Linked DNA regions of Homo sapiens: region 1 is linked to region 2. A link is an interaction called in ENCODE POLR2A ChIA-PET data of the cell type or tissue named here. Cell type or tissue: GM12878. All regions are shown on one strand. Region 1 overlaps ECSCR (endothelial cell surface expressed chemotaxis and apoptosis regulator). Region 2 overlaps UBE2D2 (ubiquitin conjugating enzyme E2 D2).

Region 1 (4,000 bases), 120 kb after region 2:
AGCTAATTTTTGCATTTTTTTGTAGAGACAAGGTTTTACCATGTTGCCCAGGCTGGTCACTTGTACTTCAAAGTAAAGAAAACTGAGGCCTAGGTCAGACAGCGACAAAGCCAGGACTTGAACTCAGGCTTGCCAGGCTCGATTAAAATCCACGATTTTAACTTCTAAACTATGCTTTTGAGGAAAAAATGGGGAGGGGTGTGTGTGGAGATAGACTAGAAGGGGATAAAGCAGACAGAATTAGAGAGGGGAGACCTGGGAAATCAAAAATTCCTGTGGCTAGAGTTCTTTGGGAATCTGCAGGCCCAGTGGTCAGAGACACCCTCGGCTGTAGACACAGATGCTCCCTAAGTCCCTCCCTTACCCACAGAGAAATCTTTGTTGGTGACAAAAAGTTTGGGTAGTGGGAGGGGCAAGAGGCAAAGAAAGAGCAGGGTCTTGAAGCTTGTGACTTTGGAACTCCTCCCAAGCCACTGAATAATTTTCTTTCTAGATAAATGCAGGAAGGCAGTTCCCTGTGCCTTCCCTGTACCTTCCCACCAAAAACTAAGTTATAACCTTACAGCATTTAGATAGTACATTAGGCCAGGCTCGGTGGCTCACGCCTGTGATCCCAGCATTTAGGATGCTGAGGCGAATGGATCACCTGAGGTCAGGAGTTTGAGACCAGCCTGGCCAACATGGTGAAACCCCATCTCTACTAAACATACAAAAATTAGCCGGGCATGGTGGCAGGCGCCTGTAATCCCAGCTACTCAGGAGGCTGAGACAGGAGAATAGCTTGAGCCCGGGAGGCGGAGGTTGCAGTGAGCTGAGATCGCGCCACTGCACTCCAGCCTGGGTGACCAAGAGCGAAACTCTGTCTCAAAACGAAAAAAAAAAAACAAAAAATACATTACATATGCTGGATTAGTAACTGATACATGTTTTCAGGACATGCCTTGGGTTAAAAGGATTCTCCAAGGGTCCTCCCCAGCTAGAAAGGGTTTTCTCTAGCCTGGGCTTCCTATAAATTTTGACTCCCCTCTTGACCATCCCCCTCTCGCCAACAAGGGAATGGGGCTCTCAGAAATGGTGATCTAGAAAAACATGGCCCAGGGTTTGGTAATTTTACACTTGGAAGCAATTAATTCTACACTATCCAGATGATAGCCCCATGGAGGAAGGCAGTGGCTTAAGGAAAATAAGCAGAGCAGCAGGTTGCCACAGGCTGGGGTGGGCCCCTGGCACCCAGCCGCCTCTGTCCACCCAGGCCTGGGCTGAATGCTCCCCTGATGCTGAGAGACCAAGGGAGCAGCAGAGCCAGGCCAGGGGCTGTAGTCCCTGCTCAAGCAGAGGGACGGGAACCCAGCTGGGCGGCTCCACTTCCCCACGTTGTTTTCCTTTCACATTGTTCACAGGTTTCAAGAATGATTTCATTGTGGAAAATGAGCAAATACAACCTGACCTTTCAGGTTCCACATACACAGCGGGACACACACAAGGGCACACGAGCATGCACATACATTTGCATAGAGCCCCGCAGACACACGTGTACATACAAAAAAGCCAGTGAGGGCTTCTGATTGGGGACTCTTGGTGACTGACCCCTCTCTGGGTTTGGTCAATAACAACCATTTCCTATGTATCCTCTGCCTGTGAGAGTGAATGGGTTGCTCATGCTAGAGCTTCCCTGCCTCCTATATATACCTCAGAACTTACTTTCTGCACAGGCCCCTACCTCTAGGCAAGATACAAGCCCTAATCCCCATCCCCATCTCACTCACCTTCCCGTCTCTCAGCCCCTTCCCTGGGGGCAGGACCAGGGTGACAGTAGCTTAAGGTAAACATTAGCCTAGAGACCTGGAGTCCTGGGCCCTTCCTTGTCTAGGTGTGGCAGGTCATTGATCTTCTGTCCTTAGAAATGTCACTAGTTTAAAATAACCTTCTCCTGACTCTGCATCAGGTTGGTAAAATGCCCATGTCAGATTGAAGAGACAGGGAAGGACTTCGGGACTCTGAGCCATGAGGTGGTGGTGATGTTGCTATTGAGTCACAGTCTCAGAGGAAGCCAGCACCGTGAGCCACAGCCCACATCCTTTAGTCCTCTGCCTAGTGTGTCTGCCTTCCAGCATGGTAGGCTTAGAAAGCCAAAACGTTTTTTTCTGTTTTCTTTTCTTTTTTTTTTTTTTTGAGACAGAGTCTCACTTTGTCTCCCAGGCTGGAGTGCAATGGCATGATCTCAGCTCACTGCAACCTCTACCTCCCGGGTTCAAGCGATTCTCATGCCTCAGCCTCCCAAGCAGCTGGGATTACAGGCGTGTGCCATCAGGCCTGCTAATTTTTGTATTTTTAATAGAGGCAGGGTTTCACCATGTTGGCCGGGCTAGTCTTGAACTCCTGACCTCAAGTGATCTACCCACCTCAGCCTCCCTAAGTGCTGGGATTACAGGTGTGAACCACCGCACCTGGCCAGTGTTTTCTTTTCTTTTTTCTTTTTCTTTCTTTTTTTTTTTTTTTTTTTTTTTTTTTTTTTTTGTTGAGATAGGGTCTCCACCTGTTGCCCAGGCTGGAGTGTAGTGGTGCAATCATAGCTCACTGCAGCCAGCCTCAACCTTCTGGTCTCAAGCAATCCTGCCACCTCAGCCTCCTGAGTAGCTAGGACTCCAGGTGTGCACTACTGTGCCTGGAGAATTTAAAAAAAAAAAAAAAACAAAACAAAACAAAATTTTTTTTTAGAGACAGGGTCTTGCTATGTTGCCCAGGCTGGGCCAGAAGGCATTCTAAGGGTTCCTTTCTAGGCTCTGTGCTGGGCAGGGGACTTACCAAGCTATGTGTTTTGCTTTCTCTTGCAGGCCACAACTCCCAGCCCACAATGACCCAGACCTCTAGCTCTCAGGGTAAGACCAAACACATGGGTCTACTCCAGCGTGTAGGCCTAGGAGCTTAGGAAGGGTGAGAGGAGCTCTATGCCAATTTAGCCTTAACCTCAGGGGGCTGGGGCCGCAGCTGGAGCGGGAGCTCTCAGGACTCACCAAGGCTGAGCTCATCTAAGGATTTTTTTTCAGCCTAGCTGAGTCTAATGTACCTTGAAAGAAAAAAGAGGTGAATGGTTGGGAATGAGGGGTGGGGGATGGGGTAGGGAGAAAGACACACAGATCTAGGGAACAAGAGAGGGAGATGGAACAGTAGGAGGCGGTGCACCCCTCAGCCTCAGATGTTCTGTTTCAGGAGGCCTTGGCGGTCTAAGTCTGACCACAGAGCCAGTTTCTTCCAACCCAGGTGAGTGAGTGTGGTTGCTGAGGTCCCTGCTCCTGCCCCACACCCATTCATTCAGACCTGCTTGGAGCCCAGGGGTTCTTGGGTGGGACAGGGAGTGTGGTGTCACCAAACCTACCCCACCTCCCACTCCCTATCTGCCTCTGTCCTTGCAGGATACATCCCTTCCTCAGAGGCTAACAGGCCAAGCCATCTGTCCAGCACTGGTACCCCAGGTACTGTGTCATTCAGACTACAAATGCCATCCAGGGAGGGCCCAGTGAGGACCCCAACAGTTTCTGCTCTAAAAGAGAATATAGACTGGGGCGAGCGGGAACAGACAAGGAAATAGACCCTCACACTGAGGATGACATGCAGGGTGAGAAGGGCTGCGGTGGGCACCAGCAGAAGTGTGGGAGCCCAGGCACATGTCAGTCACTTCAGACTCGGGGGCCAGGGATGACTCCCAGAAGCAGCTTCTGAAGCCGAGCTGAGAAGGGGTCAGCTGAGCATGTGGAGGCTGTGGGGTAGAGAGTAGTGGGGCTTATTCCAGGTGGGGTGGAGAGTAGTGGGGCTTATTCCAGGCAGAGGGAACTGCCCAGAGGTGAACAAGAGAATGGCCCCTTCTAGAACTGAAAGCAGGAAAGAAGAGGAAGATTTTGGACTGAAGAGCCCACCCGGTGCACATGCCGGCCAAGGCCCTGAGCAGGCCCGAGTGTGCTTCCTCATTCACGGCAGCTCCAAAGAAGGCCGCGCAGGCCCC
Region 2 (4,000 bases):
TGAACCCAGGAGGTGGAGTTTGCAGTGAGCCGAGATTGAGCCACTGCACTCCAGCCTGGGCGACAGAGCAAGACTCTGTCTCAAAAAAAAAAAAAAAAAAAAAATTCGAATCTAAATCGCTTCGAAATCTGAAAGTTTTTCTGAGTGCTGACATAATGCCACAAGTAGAAAATTCCACACCTGGTCGCATGTGGTAGGCAGCAGTTAAAACACTGTTAAATTTTATTTCATGAACAAAATTATTTAAAATATTGTGTAAAGGCCAGGCACAGTGGCTCACGCCTGTAATCTCAGCACTCTGGGAGGCCGAAGTGGGAGGATCACTTGAGGTCAGGAGTCCAAGACCAGCCTGGCCAACATTGTGAAACCCCGTCTCTACTAAAAATACAAAATTAGCTGGACGTCACCTGAAACCAGGAAGCAGAGGCTGCAGTGAGCTAAGATCATACCACTGCACTCCGGCCTGGGCAACAGAGCAAAACTCCATCTCAAAAAAAAAAAAAATTGTGTAAGGCCTATAATCCTAGCACTTTGGAGGCCAAGGCAGAAGGATGACTTGAGTCCAGGAGTTCAACACCAGCCTAGACAACATAGTGAGGCCTTGTCTCTACAAAATTAGCTGGGCGGCAGTGCCTATACACCTGTACACCACAGTGCCTACAGTCCTTGGGAGGATGGCTTGAGCACTGGAGTTTAAGACTGCCATCAGCCATGATCACACTATTGCATCGCACTCCAGCCTGGGCAACAAAGTGAGACTCTATCTTCAAAAAAAAACAAAAACAAAAAAAAACCCCAAAAAAACAGCTGGCACAGTAGCTCACGCCTGCAATCCCAGCACTTTGGGAGGCCATGGCGGCCAGATCACAAGGTCAGGAGTTTGAAACCAGCCTGACCAACATAGTGAAACTCCGTCTCTACTAAAAATACAAAAACTACCCAGGCATGGTGGCGCGCGCCTGTAATCCCAGCTACTCGGGAGGCTGAGGCAGGAGAATAGCTTGAACTCGGGAGGCAGAGGTTGCAGTGAGCCAAGACTGCACCACTGCACTCCAGCGTGGGTGACGGATCGAGACTCCATCTCAAAAACAAACAAACAAACAAACAAACTACATAAAATTATGTTCAGGCTCCAAAAAATTGTGCAAGGCCTATATGAAACATAAATCAATTCTGTGTTTAGACTTGGGTCCCATCCCCAAGATATCTCATTTCATTATGTATATGCAAATATTCCAAAATCCGAAAAAATTCAAAATCTGAAACACTTAGCGTCCTAAGCATTTTGGATAAGGAATGCTCAACCTCTACTTTTTTTTTTTGAGACGGAGTCTTGCTCTGTCACCCAGGCTAGAGTGCAGTGGCGTGATCTCGGCTCACTGCAACCTCCGCCTCTTGGGTTCAAGCGATTATCCTGCCTCAGCCTCCTCAGTAGCTGGGATTACAGGCGCTCACCACCGCACCCGGCTAATTTTTTGTTATTTTTAGTAGAGATGGGGTTTCACCATCTTGGCCAGGCTGGTCTCAAACTCCTGACCTCATGATCCACCCGCCTCGGCCTCCCAAAGTGCTGGGATTACAGGCGTGAGCCACCACGCCCAGTCTACTTTTTCTTAATTAACTTTTAAATTTCAACCACTCCAGGACTATAGGAACACTCTGCCTAGAATATTCTTCCCATCCTCTCCTCCCCCACATCCACCTTCAGGCTTCACTTAAATATTGCCCTTAGAGACCTTCCCAGAAGCCCTTTTCCGCCATTTCAATTTATTTCTTATTAAGTACTACGGTAAAGCCCAGGTTGCTTTAACAACTTTATACAGTTCCTATTTGTCTGTGTGATTATTATTATTTGAGACAGAGTCTCACTCTGTCGCTCAGGCTGGAGAACAGTGGTGTGAATCATAGCTCACTGAAACCTTAAACTACGCTCATGCAATACTGCCTTAGCATCCCGAGTGAGCTGAGACTACCAGCACATGCCACCACACCTGGGTGTTGCTTATTTTAAAAAATATTTTGTAGTGGCTGGGCACGGTGGCTCACGCCTGTAATCCCAGCACTTTGGGAGGCTGAGATGGGTGGATCATGACGTCAGGAGATCGAGATCATCTGGCTAACATGGTGAAACTCCGTCTCTACTAAAAATACAAGAAATTAGCCGGGTGTGGTGGCACATGCCTGTGGTCCCAGAGGCAGGAGAATTGCTTAAACCCGGGAGGCGGAGGTTGCAGTAAGCCGAGATCGCGCCACTGCACTCCAGCCTGGGTCACGCAGCGAGACTCCGTTTCAAAAAAGAAAAAAATTTGTAGAAACAGGGTCTCACTCTGTTACGCTGTCCCAGCTGGCCTTATACTCCTGGACTCAAGCCATCCACTCTCCTCAGCCATTCAAAATGATAGGATTGGCCAGGCAGGGTGACTCACGACTGTAATCTCAGCACTTTGGAAGGCTGAGGTGGGCGTAACACTTGAGCCCGGGAGTTCGAGACCAGCCTGGGCAACATGATGTAACCCCACCTCTAATAAAAATACAAAAAATTAGCTGGGCATGATGGTACATGCCTGGAGAATCACCTGAGCCCAGGAAGTTGAGGCTGCAGTAAGCTATGGTTGCTCCATTGCACTCAATGCTGGGTGACAAGAGTGAGACTCTGTCTCAAAAAAAAGTACTAAGATTACAGACATGAGCCTTATCTATGGGAACAACTTTTTTTTTTTTTTTTGAGAGGGAGTCTCGCTCTGTTGCCCAGGCAGGTGTGCAACGGCATGATCTCAGCTCACTGCAACTCTGCCTCCCAGGTTCAAGCAATTCTCCTGCCTCAGCCTCCCGAGTAGCTGGGATTACAGGCGCGTGCCACCATGCCCGGCTAATTTTTTGTATCTTTAGTAGAGACAGGGTTTCACCATGTTGGCCAGGCTGGTCTCGAACTCCTGACCTCGTGATCTGCCCACCGCGGCCTTCCAAAGTGCTGGGATTACAGATGTGAGCCACCGCGCCCAACATCTATGTGATTATTTAATGTCTCTTGACCCAGTAACAAATAGGGACCTGACTTCCAGCTTTTTGCACAGTGCCTGGTCCATGAAAACTGCCCAGTAAATATCTGTTGAAGAACCAGATAGTTACAATTACAGTGACTGTCACTGATTGTAAGACTTTTTAAAAAAAACATAGCTGAGGCTGGACACAGTTGTTCATGCCTGTAATCCCAGCACTTTGGGAGGCCAAGGTGGGCGGATCATCTTGAGGTCAGGAGTTCCCAAACCAGCCTAGCCTTGCTAGCAAGACAAAACCCCATCTCTACTAAAAATACAAAAATTAGGCCAGGCACAGTGGTTCACGCCTGTAATCACAGCACTTTGGGAGGCCAAGGCAGGTGGATCACCTGAGGTCGGGAGTTCGAGACCAGCCTGACCAACATGGAGAAACCCCATCTCTACTAAAAATACAAAATAAACCGGGTGTGGTGGCGCATGCCTGTAATCCCAGCTTCTCAAGATGCTGAGGCAGGAGAATTGCTTGAACCGGGGAGGCAGAGGTTGCAGCGAGCCAAGATCGCACCATTGCACTCCAGCCTGGGCAACAAAAGCGTAACTCCATCTCAAAAAAATTTAAAAAATTAAAATACAAAAATTAGCTGGGTGTGGTGGCACACACCTGTAATTCAAGCTACCCAGGAGGCTGAGGCAGGAGAATCACTTGAACCTGGGAGGCAGAGGTTGCAGTGAGCTGAGATTGTGCCACTACACTCCAGCCTGGGCAACAGAGTGAGACTTCGTCTCAAAAATAAATAAATAAATAAATAAACAAAAATAAAACATAGCTGAAATCAAGCTGCATATAATCAATGGCATGTCAGCTTAATTGGCACTAAATATACTTTCCTTCTTAGTAGAATAATGGTACATCTTTCAATTGATGTGTTTCAGAGTCAACGAAATAAGGTACATGGAAAGGCAATAACCTCATTCTCTGATACTGCAGCCATGGGATCATA

Evidence for each region. ChIA-PET counts read pairs that join two places held together with the same protein. Peaks named below come from ENCODE experiments on the same cell type or tissue, not always from the same donor. Only the 100,000 strongest peaks of a DNase experiment are listed, where the experiment ranks them.
Region 1: POLR2A ChIA-PET joins it to region 2 with 5 read pairs; 5 of 35 experiments call an interaction of 5 or more read pairs at or near these places.

The regions. Positions count from the first base shown.
Region 1 is chr5:139,457,018-139,461,017 of GRCh38, reverse strand. ECSCR (endothelial cell surface expressed chemotaxis and apoptosis regulator) reads left to right here. Exons shown (of 10, transcript NM_001077693.4): 2 at 2,835-2,879; 3 at 3,211-3,261; 4 at 3,414-3,473. Among named protein-coding and RNA genes, the nearest start is that of ECSCR, 3.7 kb to the left of the region's middle. RefSeq lists enhancers at 1-93, 3,468-3,527. In GM12878, a CTCF peak has its summit at 3,166 (motif pointing right); DNase peaks (open chromatin) are centred at 917, 1,447, 2,047, 2,823 and 1 weaker place; H3K4me3 peaks cover 421 bases; H3K27ac peaks cover 2,425 bases.
Region 2 is chr5:139,578,771-139,582,770 of GRCh38, reverse strand. All of the region lies in intron 1 of UBE2D2 (ubiquitin conjugating enzyme E2 D2), which reads right to left. Among named protein-coding and RNA genes, the nearest start is that of UBE2D2, 19 kb to the right of the region's middle. In GM12878, no CTCF peak of the experiment used is centred here; no DNase peak of the experiment used is centred here; H3K27ac peaks cover 362 bases.